Regions from separate parts of the Homo sapiens genome. Here region 1 is linked to region 2. Evidence: chromatin loops called from intact Hi-C (ENCODE). Cell type or tissue: PC-3. All regions are shown on one strand.

Evidence for each region. Hi-C counts contacts between places; a loop is a spot of excess contacts. Peaks named below come from ENCODE experiments on the same cell type or tissue, not always from the same donor. Only the 100,000 strongest peaks of a DNase experiment are listed, where the experiment ranks them.
Region 1: it touches region 2 in a loop (8-fold over the local background); 10 of 110 quality-filtered maps call a loop at or near these places.

What each region holds. Positions count from the first base shown.
Region 1 is chr3:131,137,760-131,145,759 of GRCh38, reverse strand. All of the region lies in intron 7 of NEK11 (NIMA related kinase 11), which reads right to left. Among named protein-coding and RNA genes, the nearest start is that of NEK11, 110 kb to the right of the region's middle. In PC-3, a CTCF peak has its summit at 3,002 (motif pointing right); no DNase peak of the experiment used is centred here.
Region 2 is chr3:131,033,212-131,041,211 of GRCh38, reverse strand. All of the region lies in intron 3 of NEK11 (NIMA related kinase 11), which reads right to left. Among named protein-coding and RNA genes, the nearest start is that of NEK11, 10 kb to the right of the region's middle. In PC-3, a CTCF peak has its summit at 7,537 (motif pointing left); a DNase peak (open chromatin) is centred at 4,831; H3K27ac peaks cover 957 bases.

The sequences.
Region 1 (8,000 bases), 100 kb before region 2:
TAAAGCTGGGATTGTAGCCCAGGCTATCTGGCTCTAGAGACACAGACTCTCTATGCTATCCTGCCTCTGGATCTTGCACCAATCAGAGCCTTTTGGATCACGAAAGTCTCTCTTGAGTTGGAAATCAGGGCTAGCCCTGACAGAGCCTTTTAAGCAGGGGCTGATTTCCCAAGGTAATTTCAGGTTCTATATAGAACCTTAATTCACTTTTAAAAATCACTGGGGCCTTAGACAACAAGCTATGCAGGGCGTCACACCACGGCAAATATAGGGCACACAGACTATGAGACCTTCTATGGAAAAAGGAAGGCAGACAAGTTTGGCTTTTGTCTTTTCATTGCTTGGAAGGAAAGAGGGCTTAGTGGTCTATTAACAGTGAATTGATCACCTTTCTGGTTTGATGGAGATATAACTCTACTTTGATGAATTTATTAAGGTTATAAAAAGATGTGGTAGGCCAGGCACAGTGGCTCACACCTGTAATCTCAGTGACTTGGGAGGCTATGGTGGGACAATGGTTGAGGCCAGGAGTTTAAGACCAGCCTGGGCAACATAGCAAGACTGCATCTCTACAAAAAATAAAAATATATTAACTGGGCATGGTGGCCCACACCTGTATTCCTAGCTACTCCAGAGGCTGGAGTGGGAGGATCACTTGAGCTCAGGAGTTTGAGGTTACAGTGAGCTATGATTGTACAACTGCACTCCAGCCTAGGCAACAGAGTGAGACCATCTCTAAAAATAAATAAAAATAAAAAAGATATGCAATTATCTGGCTAAAGAAACTATGGAACAATTAGATTCATAGCCTAACTTAGTAATCAATTAATTCTCATATAAGACTACAGTACTCTCTGTTTTGGAAATCCTCTCAGCTACACTGTAGTATGCAGTGCAATTACCTGTTTCACTTTGATGACTAGTATTTGCTTGCACTCTAGCACGTAGAGAAGACTTCATTTATCAGCCAGTAACTTGTGGAAACGGACCTGCTATAGTGGTCCCAGTGCACCTACCTGGAATGGGCGCCAGTAACTGAAACTTGGACAATCTGATTACAGAAACTACCTAGATATTCAAAGGTAAAAGATGTTTGGTTACCTACCATATCTCAGAACCACTGTCAGTGTTTCCCAAACTTTAACATACATGCAAATCACTTAGAGGTTTTGTTAAATACATACGGTAGGTAACCAAAATACATATGGTGACTATATTTCTATGTACCAGTGTTTCTTTTTTCTAGTTTCCAACCAGACATTTCCATATAGGAATCATCTAAAACTCTTCACTTCCATCCTTTTAAAATAATTTTCCCTTATTTGACTCCCAGGTCTTAAATCTGCTGATACAAAAGCAGATTGGGGGTGGGGGAGAGCTGAAATAAACAAGTGAGATGTGTATTTTACTTAGAAGTCTACAATTTGCATTTCTTTCTTTTTCCAAAATACAGACAACTGTGAAGAGATAAGCAAATAAATCCCTGAGGGAGTATGAATACAAGCAATGAAAAAGAAGGCTGGGATCAGGTGTCTGTGAAGCAAATTACACCTGAACTCCATAAACTTGCCATCTGTCCAAATTGAACAACTTGTCCGGAACTACTGAGAAAATTTCTGAAGCACAGGTTGATTGATAATAAATCACAAATGTAACTCAGACTTTGCTTGTCTTAAGGTAACTAAATTTACCCTTCAAAATCTGCCAGACTCTGCAAACAGATGCCTGCCCCAGAGCAATGCATGACTCTAGTTGGTTAGGAAGTTTTGTTGATCTTCTAGATAATGTTTTATTTTGATGTAATTGAAGAGCATCCTGATATATTCATCTAGAAAAGAGGAATCAGTTCAATCTATGGAAACAGTAATGGAAATGTAATAAAAGAGTAGTGGGTTTTGCTTTAGTGTGTATCACCCTAAATGAAAGTCTTTACTTAGGTAGAATTGAGTATTAACCTAAATTCAGTCTAAATATAATGAAATGAAAATAAATATAATGAAAAACATTGGGCTGCTTGAAGTAATAGTACTTAAGGAACAATATTATATAGCAATTTTTTATGAATGACCTACCTTATCTCAAAACCTCTATCAGTGTTTCCCAAACTTTAACATATATGTAAATCACTTAGGGGTTTTGTTAAAATGCTGATTCCGAGCATTTGGGGGGAAACAGTAGATACAGTGGAAGCATAGTTTTTAGATCTTTCTTGAATCCACATATGAAAACAGAGCAGCTACAGAACAAAACTCAAAACTCATGAATAATATTTATTATAATTTAATAATAATTTATTATAAAGCCAAGTTATAAGGTGTCCCCTTGAACCTTGCTGTGCAAGTGAAGGAACACAAACCACACAGCTACTTGACTGGCATAGTATCAGCATCTGTGTGAGAAGAAGCAGAGGGAAGCAATGGAGTGATCAAGGGACATGAGAACAGAAGAACCTCAAACTATCTAAAGTGGACCAATCTAAGCATAGCAATTAAACCCAGCAGGGGTTCTGCCCAATCCAAAAGCAGGGTGAATGCAAGAAATCCCAAGATAAGGCTTAAAGCAGCTGGAGCAAAATAGTTCAGGGCTGTCCAAAAGAATTTATTGAACTCATAGAAATGTTCTTATTTCTACAAACAATAGCCACCAGCCACATTTGGCTTTTGAGCACTGAAAATGTGGCTAGTGTGACTGATGAGCTGAATTTTTTAAAGAATATTTAAAAAGAAAAGTGAACTCATTTCTCTTATCATATTCTAATATACTGTCACATTTTAGGGAATACGACCCATAAAATTATTGACAAAACAAGGTTTGGGTGAATTTTCTCCTGTTCATACCAGCTCTTTCTAATTACTTTCCTCCACAACTGAGCTTTACAATGTTTCAAGGAAGATTATCAAAGCTCTCTCCTCTGTAGTGGTCCCATGTCCTCCATACCATAAGAATGTGGCTAATGGAGGAAAAAGATCAAAACCAGTGAGTGAGGAGAACAAGGAGACCACAGGGTGGCAGAAGAGAAAAACTGGCTAAAAGTCAAAGCTTCTTTGCATCTTTAGCTATTCTTAAGGTCACAGTTATAGATTTTATGCAAACCATACAGCTTAGGAAAGGATGTTTGGAGTTGGGGTAGGGAGGTAGGTTGGCAATGGAAACAATGATCAAAGCATCCTTACATAACCAACTGTTATTTACTCAGCCACTCTATTAAGACCGAATATGGCAACAGCCGACACTGCTTATGGGGCATGAACTGCTTCACATTTTGACTGAATGGCTGTGTTCCAACTGCTTTAATAATTTTATATGATCTCCAGAGGCTCTTTTATGATGGACAGAACATCAAAAGTAGTAGAATGTGCCAGGTTAATAGAAGACCTACCTATCTCCCTCCTTTAGTCTCCACCAATCTTCTCCCTACTGTCAGTTTTCTATAGCCCAGCTGGCATCATAATAAGACTGACTCCCCTGGTAGATTGATTGCTCTTTGCGAATATTCTTTTTCCCTTCCCCCACAGGGGGAATTGGCATAGGACTTGCTTCAGCCAGTGGAATATGGGTGGATATGAAGTGTGTCACAACTAACTGAGTGGAGGATCTAAAGGCAGACACATGCTCTTTCTCTCTAGCACTGTATTGTCCATGTTTTTCAGAGCATAACCTGTGTCCTGGAACTGGGAAAACTATGGATCAGAGCAGGACTGCAACTGGAGCAGAAACTCAGTTAATCTGTAGTCCTCAGGTAAGGCAAAGAATCAATATATGAAGTACCTGAGATTTTTTGGAGTTCTTTGTTACCGCAGCAAAGCTGACTGATACATCATTCCTCTGCTTAACAGCCTTTAGCAGATTCTCATACTCCAGAAGATGAAAGTACAAGCTTCTTTTCATAATTACATGGGTCATTCACCATCTGACCCCTGCCCGCCCTTCAGTCAAATGTACCAACACTCCCCTCCTTGCCACATACACACTTTGTCCTACAGCTAATCAGAAGAACCTGAGCTTTCTCATGCTTCCATGTCCTTTCATACCATTTCTCAGAGTCTTTCAGTAGTCAGAGAAGGTCCAAGTCATTTGTAACTATTTTTAAATTCCCAGTATATATTTTAAATGAACAAATAAATACCCCAATAAAAGTTTCAAAATTGGTGATATATCTGAAATTTTGGCATTAAATAAACACCTTTAACATATACCACCTCATTTGGAAATAATTTTAAACACATACATTTGAGGCCCTTCATGAATGAGAAGGCCCTGGCCAAATGGTTCTTCTGGCCAGCCACTTTCTTTCCCTGCACAGTTCCCTCCCTCTTCTCCCAGTGGGCACCCCTCACTTTTGGTCATTGACATTGGGTCTTTTTACCTGAAATACATTTGCCAAACTCTTCTCCATTTTTCCCCATCCTGAGCAGGAATCATGCACTCTCTAAGACTGTAGCTGATGCTCTCTACCCCTATCCCCAGCTGTCAATCACTCTCTGCTTTATACATCAGAATATGTATTGCACTATAACAGTATACAGCAGTTTGTTTATATGTTTATCATTCCTTTGAGGACAGAAACCTTCATGTCTTCACGTCTCTTCCCTTCTGCAAATACCACCCTAGGGGCAAGAAGGAGTAAGGCTAAAGGTATGAGCTATTCTGGTACACTGCCTTTCTGAGGTAGGAGGAGAAGCCCTAATTTACAAATTTCCATGGTATAAATACCATGGTTGTTTTCAAGTTACTAATGTGACATCAGTGAACATTGACTTGAGAAGAAATGTGGATAATTGGGTCTTATGAGCTGGTATGAGCTCCAGCATACCACTGAATCATGGGAATGATAGAAAGATAAGGCTGGAGTCAGATGGTCCAGTGCTAGGGGTGACGTTGAGGTGGGGGTTGGGAGAAAGAAGGCAAAGTCAGGAGGAATGAAAGAAGAGTTCTGAGGCACATGGAAAAGTTGCTGGTCTGGAAGTTCTCAGCTGTGGTCCAGGTTCTTGGGTTCTACCCATCAAACAGACCAGCAAGTAGAGTGCCAGATTGCTTTTCTGGCACAAGCCACTTCTCTTAAGCAATTTATTGAGCCTTTTGACATAAAGAAAACAAACACTGCCAGATTGTCATACGGAGGCCTAGATTAGAGGCTACTTCTCAACTCCTGCTTGCCGTTCTCCTGATGAAGTCCTGCTCCAGTCACCACTGCTGCATAAAAAACCACCCCAAACCTTAGTACCTTAAAACAACAATAATCAGTCATTTTGATCATGAATCTTTTTGGTCAGAGATTGACAGGGAAGCCTTGAACCTGCTCCCCACAGCATCTGCTGGTGATGCTCAACTGAGGCTTAAGGATCCACTTCCAAAATGGCTCACGCACATCACTGGCCAACTGATGCTGGCTATCAGCTGGAAGCTCAATGGGAGTAAAGACCAAAGGCCTTGGTTCCTCTCAATGTGGCCCTCTCCATGTTGGTCTCTCAATGTGCCACTCAGGCTTCCTCACAACAGGGTAGTTGGGTTCCAAGAACAAGAATTTCAAGAGAACCAAGCAAAATCTATATTGCTTTTATTACCTAGATTCAGAAGTCACATAGCATCAATTTTGCCATAATCACAGGCTTACCCAAATTAAAGGTGAGGGAACACAGACCCCACCTCTCAGTAAGAGTGTGTCAACATCACATTATAAAAAGAACATGTGAGAAAAGAACATGTGAGAAGTGATATGTTATGATGGCCATTTTTGGAAAATACAATCTGCCACATGCCCCTATGGATCATGGGACATTTTACCTTATGCTCCTATCCAAAGGGGTCTCCTTCATCAGAAACCCAGGCCCTGCCCAGGCTCTCATGGCCACACTCTTTCCTCGCCCCTGATGCTCCTCGCTACAAAGTGCCCAATCCTGGAATTTGAAAGATTCAATCCCAATTTGACTTCCTATAGAAAGACTAGTCTCAACTAGGGATTCCAAGACTTAAAACAAATTTAAAAAGCAATGTAAACAATGAAGTGTGGTGATAAGATTTAATACTTGCCAAATAAATTTGCGTGTTTGAAATAAGAACTTGTTAACACAACTAAATTTTTCTTTAGTAAGAGGAATGAAAGAAAATCCTGAACTAACCCTCCCTTCTCCTGCTCTCCCACAGAATTAACAAAACAGGAGTATATGAATTTGCCACATCATTTATTAATGAGTTAAATCTGTTTGGTCTTCTATAACCTTCTTATACTTATATATTAATATCTTTTTCTAGATTCAGGAAGTTCTCTGTTACTATTCCTTTTAATAAACTTCTTACTCCTATTTGTTTCTCCACTTCCTCTTTAAGGCCAATAACTCTTAGACTTGCCTTTTGAGGCTACTTTCCAGATCTTGGAGGTGTGCTCCATTCTTTTTTTTTTTTTTTTCTTTTTTCTCTTATCTCCTCTGACTGTGTATTTTCCAATATCCTGTCTTCGAGCTTACTAATTCTTTCTTCTACTTGATCAATTCTGCTATTAAGAGACTCTGATGCATTCTCCAGTCAATTGGATTTCTCAAGTCCAGAACTTCTGCTTGATTCTTTTTAATTATTTCACTCTCTTTGTTAAATTTATCTGATATAAATCTGAATTCCTTCTCTGTGTTATCTTGAATTTTGTTGAGTTTCTTCAAAACAGCTATTATGAATTCTCTGTCTGAAAGGTTGCATTTCTCTGTTTCTCCAGGATTGGTCCCTAGTGCCTTATTTAGTTTGTTAGGTAAAGTCATGTTTTCCTGGTTGGTCTTGACACTTGTGAATGTTCATCAGTGCCTGGGCATTGAAGAGTTAGGTATTTATTGTAGTATTCACCATCTGGGCTTGTTTGTACCCATCCTCCTTGGGAAGGCTTTCCAGGTATTTGAAAATACTTGGGTGTTGTGATCTAAGCTACATCTGCATTGGGGCCACCCCAAGCCCAGTAACACTGTAGTTCTTACAGACTTGTAGAGGTACCACCTTGGTGGTCTTAGATAACATGCAGAATAATTCTTTGGATTACAAGGCAAAGACTCTTGTTCTCTTCCCTTACTTTCTCCCAAACAAATGGGGTCTCTGTATTAAGTTGCCTGGAACTGGGGGTGGGGTGACACAAGCACTCCTTTGGTCACCACTACTGGGACTGTAGTGGCACCAGGTCTCGTCCAAGGCCCCCATAACTACTTCCTATTACCTATGTTCACTCAAGGCCCTGGAGCTCTACAAGCAGCAGATGATGAAGCCAGCCAGGTTTGTGTCCTTCCCTTGAGAGGTGTGAGTTTCCTAGGTCCTGGGCAGGTCCAGAGATGCTCTCCCAGAGCCAGGGACTAGAGTTAAAAACCTTAGAAATCTGCATGGTGTTATATTCTACTGTGGCTGTGCTGGCACTCAAGTCACATGACACAGTCCTTCCCACTCTTTCCTCCCCTTCCTATGTGCAGAGGAGCTTCACCCCATGGCCACCACCACTACAGGCCTACAGGGAACATTCCCAGGCTACCACTGATGCTCAATTAAGGCCTAAGGACTCTTCCTTCAGCTTGTGGTGAATACCACCAGGCCTGGAACTCACCCCTCAGGGCAGTGGGTTCCCCTCTGGCCCAGGGAAGGTCCAGCAATGCTATCCAAGAGCTAAGACATGAAATCAGGGACTCCAAGATCTCACTTGGTCCTCTACACCACTGTGGCTGAGCTGGTACCTGGTTTTTGGTTCTTATGAAGGTGGTTCCTTTGTGTAGACAGTTGTAAAACTTGGTCTTCCTCAAAGGATAAATGCTGGAGGAGAAGGATACCACATTTTCCATGATGTGATTATTATGAATTGCATGCCTATATCAAAATATTTCATGTACCCCATAAATATATACATCTACTGTGTACCCACAAGAATTAAAAATTTAAATTTTTTTAAAACCTGGTGTTCCTGGGGAGGGGCATGATCAGTGGGGCCCTTATTCAGCCATCTTGCACTGCCCCTCCTCCATCAATATCAATTTAACAAG
Region 2 (8,000 bases):
AGAAACTACTCATTAGAGCTCAATAATCTTTGCACCAAAATGTCTTTGAAATAGCAATATAAATTAAAAGCAGCTGATCACCAAATAGCAAATCCAATATTGCAAAAAGTGGATTGGCCGATATTATCCCCAAACTCACAGTGTATGCATTTGTATGAGGCTTATGAGATGAAAGACATAAGCAAAGAAAGAAGAGAGGAAATGAAGGGCTGTGGGGCCACAAATCTTCCTTGAATCTCCCCTGAAGGAAAGCAGCCATAGCTAAGTGATTAGGTTTTAAAGGGTTTCTCAAAATTCAAACTAATAGGGAAGTGGAAACATCAACCAAACTTTAATTAAAATGCTAAGTGACTGCTGCATGTGGGAGAGACTGAGAAAATTGACACCCAAACACATTCTAATCAGAAATTCAATGTTCCAAATTTTCCACTCTTAGAAAGTTGGAAACCTAGTATGTAGGACAATATTATCAACTACATTTTGATCTTCCTTCTTCACTTGCCCAATAAAGGTACCAAAAACAAAGCCTATGATTTTTCTCTGAGCTAAAAACAATAAAATTGGCTGGTATGAACCCAAGATTAAAAAGCAGCACTCAGCTGAAAGTATCAAGTTTCATAATGATTATCATTAGTAACTGCAAATTCAGCCAGTTTAACAATCTTAAGGGTTTTCATATATCATGGTACAGGGTTTTTGCTTTTTCTAAACACAATTGTTAAGGTACAATTGACATAATACACTGCACATATTTTAAGTGTATAATTTGCCAAATTTTGATATATGTATATACCCATGAAACATGACACCATCTCTACAATCATGATAATGAGCATATCCATCACCCCCACACATTTCATCAGGCTTAGTGTTTGCTTTCTTAATAACTAAAACTTTGGGTGTTTTTTTTTTCATATAACTACCCAAATAAATACAGCACTACTGTACTAATAAGTATGTTCTATAGCATGTCAAAGGTTCATAATTATTCATTCGTGAGTAGCAGGGACTAGGGCTTATAAGAGTATCTGAGAAATAAAAAGTGTTCTCGTTAAACTACGGAATGGAAATTCAATTTCACAGTATTTTAAAGCAATAAAGGTCACACAATATTAACTGCTTATTTTTGATACTACATAACATTATTTATACAATGCACAATTAGTGGAAGTAAACTACTTTTAGAACTCTGGTGCCAACAATGTTTATTTCCCACATAGATGTACAAATTACTCTTAATTAAATTTACAAATTACTCTTTCCAAAAACCAAGCTTAGGAATAACTGACCAAGAAACTATTACTAACATAAGGGTTGCTTGTCTCTCATGTTGACTTGTAAGTCATGCACATCACTCAAAGTGCACTATTTAAACATGGATGTTATGGCAACTAAGCTTTTTTCCCCAGGAAAATCAGTTGAAGAGTAATAAATTGATCCAGAAACTAATTTTAACTTGAGAATTTTCCCCCTTCTCATTTCTTTTAAATTTAAGTCATATACATATCTCATTTCAAGTTACTTAAGGGTGGATGATATCACAACTAAAATTTTCAGTTCAAAATAGGTATAAAGTTGGGTGCTGGCCAAAATTGCCTATATTACTCTTGAGAGACATTCATGCGTCAAAAAGGAACCAGATCGGTTTAGAAGGAAAGGACTGAGTAAAACAGATGCCTCCCTCAACTGATCCAGTTAAAGTAAGCAATGGTAAAAGGGAACTGCCTGCTGTCTGCCAGGAAGAGAGCTGGGCTGCCGGATGCACCAAAAGTTGTTGGAGGAAATATTCTCCCCAAAAGGCTGCTTGTGTAGAAACAACAGCAAGAAGGGCTAGTTACAGATTATACTTGAGGGTGTTGTGCTTGTTTTGGGGTCAGGAAATTAAAGTTAGCTGACTGAATATTCTAATATTCATCAACCATTAAGAATTCTGGATTTGGTTATTGAGGTTCCTCTGGACTCTATTAAAAATCAGCTCACTTTTTATTATAAAACATCTCGATGAAAAAAGCCCTTTTAGGGGAAGGAAAAAAAACCTACAAGGTAGACTACACCCATCAAATTTTGCTCTTGCATTTTTTGCACTCATCCTAAAATACTTTATTTATTGAATAAATGAGATACAATAACTTAATAGGCTTAACACAAAAATCTTGCACTTTAAAAATTTTAGGAAGTCAACAATGACAATGTAAAGGGATCAGCATATCCAATTACATTTATTATTACTATTATTTACTAGAATAGCTTAGATATTCCCCTATCTCATACATTTAAATGAAGAATGCTATTCCATATTTCATGGGATGTCATTCAGTGTTAGCCAAACCATTAGCTTCCCTACTCACAAATCCACCAGAACAACACATTGAAAGAACAGAGTGGAATGATAAATTTAAATAAGTCTGAAAATCTAACAAGTATACTATTGTAATTTGAATATACTTTTACTGCTGACACTAATACGGCTGTAATATTTTAAATACATCACTTTTGTTTTCTTTCAAACAACAGTAATGTAAGAAAAAAGAATTATTTTTAAGAAGAATTTTTGAGTATTGTTGCCTTCTTCCTAACTGTTGTCTTCTTCCTAAATGTTTCTTGGCAATTCAGTCTTAAAAGGAGGCTTTTTTGGCCCCCTGCCTAAGCCAAAAAGAAACTGAGGGTTTCCCTGCAGCCTACTCATTCTAATATTTTATTAGTCATTTCTGATCTGTAAATATTAAAAACCAGATAGAAAGCACACGGATTCTTTTATGCTAACACATGCAGCAAAGCGGCCTTAGGAAAGTCATTTATCTCAGAATATTGACTTCATTACCATGATTGAAACTAATCAAAGTAACTATGTGCCCTTGCATTTTCTTCTCTCCTTATCCATTCCATCTCCCAAACTTTAAATATAAGATGGCCAGAAGCTCAGAGGCTTGACCTTATTGTGTGCAGAGAACTGACAAAGCCCAAAGTGAAGTCCAAGTTCAAATGTACTCTTTCTATATTTACCTAGAGGAACCTAAGCACAAGATTCCGAGAATCTGAACTGTTTTTAATATTAATTTTAGTATTAAAATTTTTAATATTTTAATATGCTTTCATGTTATACTTTCTCTTAAAAGATAAGCAGGAAGATTTTTTTTTTAACTGTGAGAAACTGAAAGAAACTGTGTTTTGAGGTCTGGCAAGGCAAAATAGAAAGAAATCATTAGTTTCTTCCAAATTGTTTTCATAACTCTCCACGGCGTAAACCACTGAATCCTATTAAATTAACTCGTCCCACTCAATAAACCCACTATCCCATCACAGATAACCACTGGAGAGAACTCCTAGACATAATATAGAAATAGTAGCTTTAATAAGAATACATAGATTGAGTTCAAAGTTGGACTCATTAAATCTATTGATGTTTTGTTTAAAATGACTCAAAATTGAAAGTAAAGATATGTTAAAATGATTAAATAAATCAGACAGAAATATCCATAAATAGGTATTAGTAGGTACAATATATAAATATTAGCTTTGCTAAAGGTGATCAGCTATTAAATGGCAGAAATTACAGTCACAATCTGAATTATTGAAAGTGTATTTTTAATATTACAAAAACCCACACATTTTAGTAAGAATTATTATTCCTGCTGGGCATGGTGGCTCACGCCTGTAATCCCAGCACTTTGGGAGACCAAGGCAGGTGGACCACGAGGTTAAGAGTTTGAGACTAGCCTGGCCAAGATGGTGAAACCTTGTCTCTACTAAATATACAAAAATTAGCTGGGCGTGGTGGTGGGTGCCTGTAATCCCAGCTATGCAGGAGGCTGAGGTAGGAGAATTGCTTGAAACTGGGAGATGGAGGCTGCAGTGAGCTGAGATCACACCACTGCACTCCAGCCTGGCAACAGAGCAAGACTCCGTCTCAAAAAAAAAAAAAATGGATGAAGTTCTTTTTATCTAATTACTACAGTGCAAATGTAGCTGTAACTCACAAAAAATGCTTCCATTGAATGACACAGAATGCCTGTCATTTCTCAGTGACCGAAGCTTGCATTCCTTAGTTTTTCAGTTATGCTACTGACAGGAAGAAAATGCTGAACCAGTCATCACATCAAATCGCTGAGGACGCTAAAAGGCACAATAGTCTTCTACTTCAAAGAAGGCACTAGAATCTAGATATCCAACAAGTGGCCGTTAAATGACAAGAAAGCCATAGACTATTATGCAGGTGTTAAAAATGATGCTTTTAAAGAGTATTTACTAACATGGGAAAATGCTTATATTTTCCTGCTTTAAAAAAGCATGTGAGATTGTATATACACTGAACTCTATTCCATTTTAGTGCCATTCACACTGAATGCAACTCTTCTCCCATCCCTTTGCCTAGTACAAGGATCCTCAAAATGCAGTCCTCTAAGATGTAGTAACAGCTGTTAGAAATGCAAATTGTCAGGCCCCTCCTACCAGACCTGCTAAATCAGAAACCTCTGGGGTAGGGGGGAGCCAAGCAATCTGTTTTAATAAGCTCTCCAGACAACTCTGATGCTCAACAAATTGTGAAAACCACTGGCTACTTCTTAATAATTCTTCAGATTTCAGCTCACAGTTCTCAGGGAAGCCTTGCCTCACCCAACCTTCCATCCTGCAAGCAAAGATGAGTTTATTGTACCTCACAAGAACCAAGATTTTTCTTTCACAAGTTATTGCAGCTAAAATTATTTATGATTATGTAAGTAGAGTTTTTATCTCCAGTTGAGATATTTCAAGTCTAGTGACACATATGAATCACCTGGAAGTTCTCAAAAATCCTTGGCCATACCCCAGACCAAACAGAATTCACTGGAGTATGACTCAAGCATCTGTACTTTCTAAATATTGTGATTCCACTGTTTGGCCAAGGTTAAGAATCACTGTACCAGACTCAAGCTCCAGATGACCAGTAAACGGTGACCAGTATTTGTTGAATGAATATGTGGGTTTTTTCACTTTATTTTATAGGTTTTGTTTTGTTTCAGTCTTGCACATGATACAAAATTCCAAATGCACAGAAAGGGTTCAGTGAAAAGTGAAGTCTCCTTCTCTTCCTATCTCCTCTCAGAGGCAATGACTAGGACCAATGCCATGTTTCGTTAAAAGACTGAATATTTGTCAGTGCATACAGAAAAGACCACAGGTTGGATGGCAGGATTATAGATTATTTTACTGCTTCTTTATGCACATCTGAACTTTTTATAAAGTGTATACACATTACTTTCAATATTGGGAAAGGAGGTACCCTATGAATATTTGTATGGGGGTGCATCCAGAGCTATTTAGTAGATAAACACTGGGTCTTAGGGCTCCCACAACAATAGCCACTTAGAATGTACATACAGCTGTTCCATTTTGTCAAGTTCTTAGAAGAGACCTTTTACCTGGTTTAAGCGAGTAATTGCCCAATTATTCCACCTGCTTATTTTGGTTATATTTTCACTTCTCATTAGATATACAGCTTCTCCAGAACTTCTACCAGAAAATGGTGGGAGGGTGCACAAAGGAGGAGGTACTGTTCATCCTAGGAACCAGATTAAGAAGTGGAATCATGGTTTATAGATCTATCTTGTCTTGATTTAGTTAATATAAGCTCCTCTCCAAGACTGACCATCTCTGGGTGTATGAATATGAAAAGCTGAGGCCTGGACCCCAGGGTGGTGGCTGAACCCCTGAGCCCTTTTGACTCCATGCCAGTTAGTGAGTCTGTCTCAATACAGTACTTTGGAACAGGGCTGGACGTCTGAGATTTCTATAAGTAGAAACTGGAGTATGGAGAGCTTTACAACAATGGACCCAGACTTTTTTGGCTTTTGGGGTTTTTTAATTATCTTTTTCTTACTTTCTACCTCCCTTACTCTTATGGTCTAAGACCACTCCCCTCTGTTGTCAGTATGACTCATTCTAGCATCAACTCTTGGCCCCCTATCTTCCATTTTGTTTCCATAACTGGGTAGAAAATCAGCTTGCTAGGACTTTTAAAAATCTACTCTAATGTAGACCCAAGAGCTCTCTGAGGAGGCAAGAGCCTGGACTTGAGGGCCATTTCTTTAAGGACTTGTAGGCCTTTTACTATTTAACTCCTGATCCTTATCTCAGGCAGACATATGAGATAGAGGGGGAAAAAATGCCTTCTGTAGAGATAAAGCATTTCCTTGTTACCATTTTTCCCATATTTAGACAAAGACCAAGGTGTACGATCACAGTTAAGGGGTAAAATATTTGGATACGCACTTGGATAGGACCAAGGGGAAAATACACATAAGTTAGATAGTACACAGAAACAAGTAAGATAATATTGAGTTGGAAAGGGAGTAGCCACTCCAACATCTCCGAGTGCAACCTGCCACACAGATACTTAAGCATTGTCTTGTACTGTATACTAGTTGTTTTATGTGTGTTGATATAGTCTTCCGGACTGGAAGCACCTGAAGGCTAGGCCTTATCTCCTACTGCTTCAGTTTCCTCTCTCGTGCTGAGTCCAAAGCAAAGGTCTAATATTTAAATTGTGGCCGGGCGCGGTGGCTCACGCCTGTAATCCCAGCACTTTGGGAGGCCCAGGCAAGTGGATCACAAGGTCAGGAGATCGAGACCACGGTGAAACCCCATCTCTACTAAAAATACAAAAAATTAGCCGGGTGTGGTGGCGGGCGCCTGTAGTCCCAGCTACTCGGGAGGCTGAGGCAGGAGAATGGCGTGAAGCCGGGAGGCGGAGCTTGCAGTGAGCCAAGATCGCGCCACTGCACTCCAGCCTGGGTGACAAATCGAGACTCCGACTCAAAAAAAAAAAATTTAAATTGTATTAAATACTTCATAGTTGACAGACTAAAACAGACAACAGCATAAAATCAACTCTGCATAGTAAGATCACTATATCTTAAATGTGATAAATTTTTTAAAAATCATTATAACCAACATTCTATGCTGATAAGATGAATGTTGAAATTCACTGTAGCTGTGGCCATGATTAATTACAAGTTTAATCATGTATTTTAGGGTAAACCTATTTCCTTAATATCTCTTTTCTATTAAATTACATGCACTATGCTAATGTTAAGGGCCAAAGTAATTTCTGGGCTGATCAAATCTTTTGGGTTTGATTTTTTGAAAAGATACTTTGACAATTTAACAATACTATAAAATAAAATGAATAAGAACTAGCACAATCTTTTTAGGACTATGACAACATAATTAGACTAGAGTGTCTATAATTATGAAAGAAAATATTCTCAAATATTGTTTTATGAATTTCATGATGCATAATAAAGGAAAAACCTCTATCTCATTCACCATACATTTTAACAGTTTAATTTTATTCTACTGTGATAATGAAAAAAGGGATGCCCAATATTTATGCCAGGAAGAAAACTCTCCAAACATGCATCAAGCAAGTGTAATGTCTGTACTGTAGGTTTTATTTTAATCTCACAGCTAATTCAGAAAGTGAATAAAAATGTAAAGGAATATGGTATTTACATTGTAATTAAAGGTCACCCTGTATGCAAAATGTCAATGGTAAAGTGATGCCCCCAAGTGGCATAATGATAAATTGCAATACTTTGACGGAAAAGTTAAGTACTATGTACATACAGCTGTTCCATTTTGTCAAGTTCTTTGATTAAATATAGAAATGTATATAATGAATCTGTATTTCATAGAAACTAGTCATAAGTCCTACAAACTTATTGTCATTCCTTTAACACTGATACCAAGGGATAGTCTGATACCTTCCTTATGAGCTCAAAAAGTTAAGGGTGTATCTGCAAAACAAAAAGGGAAGTCATATCTATTCTGATGTGTTGAAGGAATAGCATTCATACCATTATAGAAGTCTGTATAAAGTATTCATCTTCTAGCCACCTCTAACATTAACCAATTCCTTATGTTTGTGGTCTAGTATGTAAAGCATAATTTAAAACCTTATCTAGTCAAATTGCTTGGACAATGAGTAGTGCTAATAATGTGCTTTGCTCACAAACTAATGG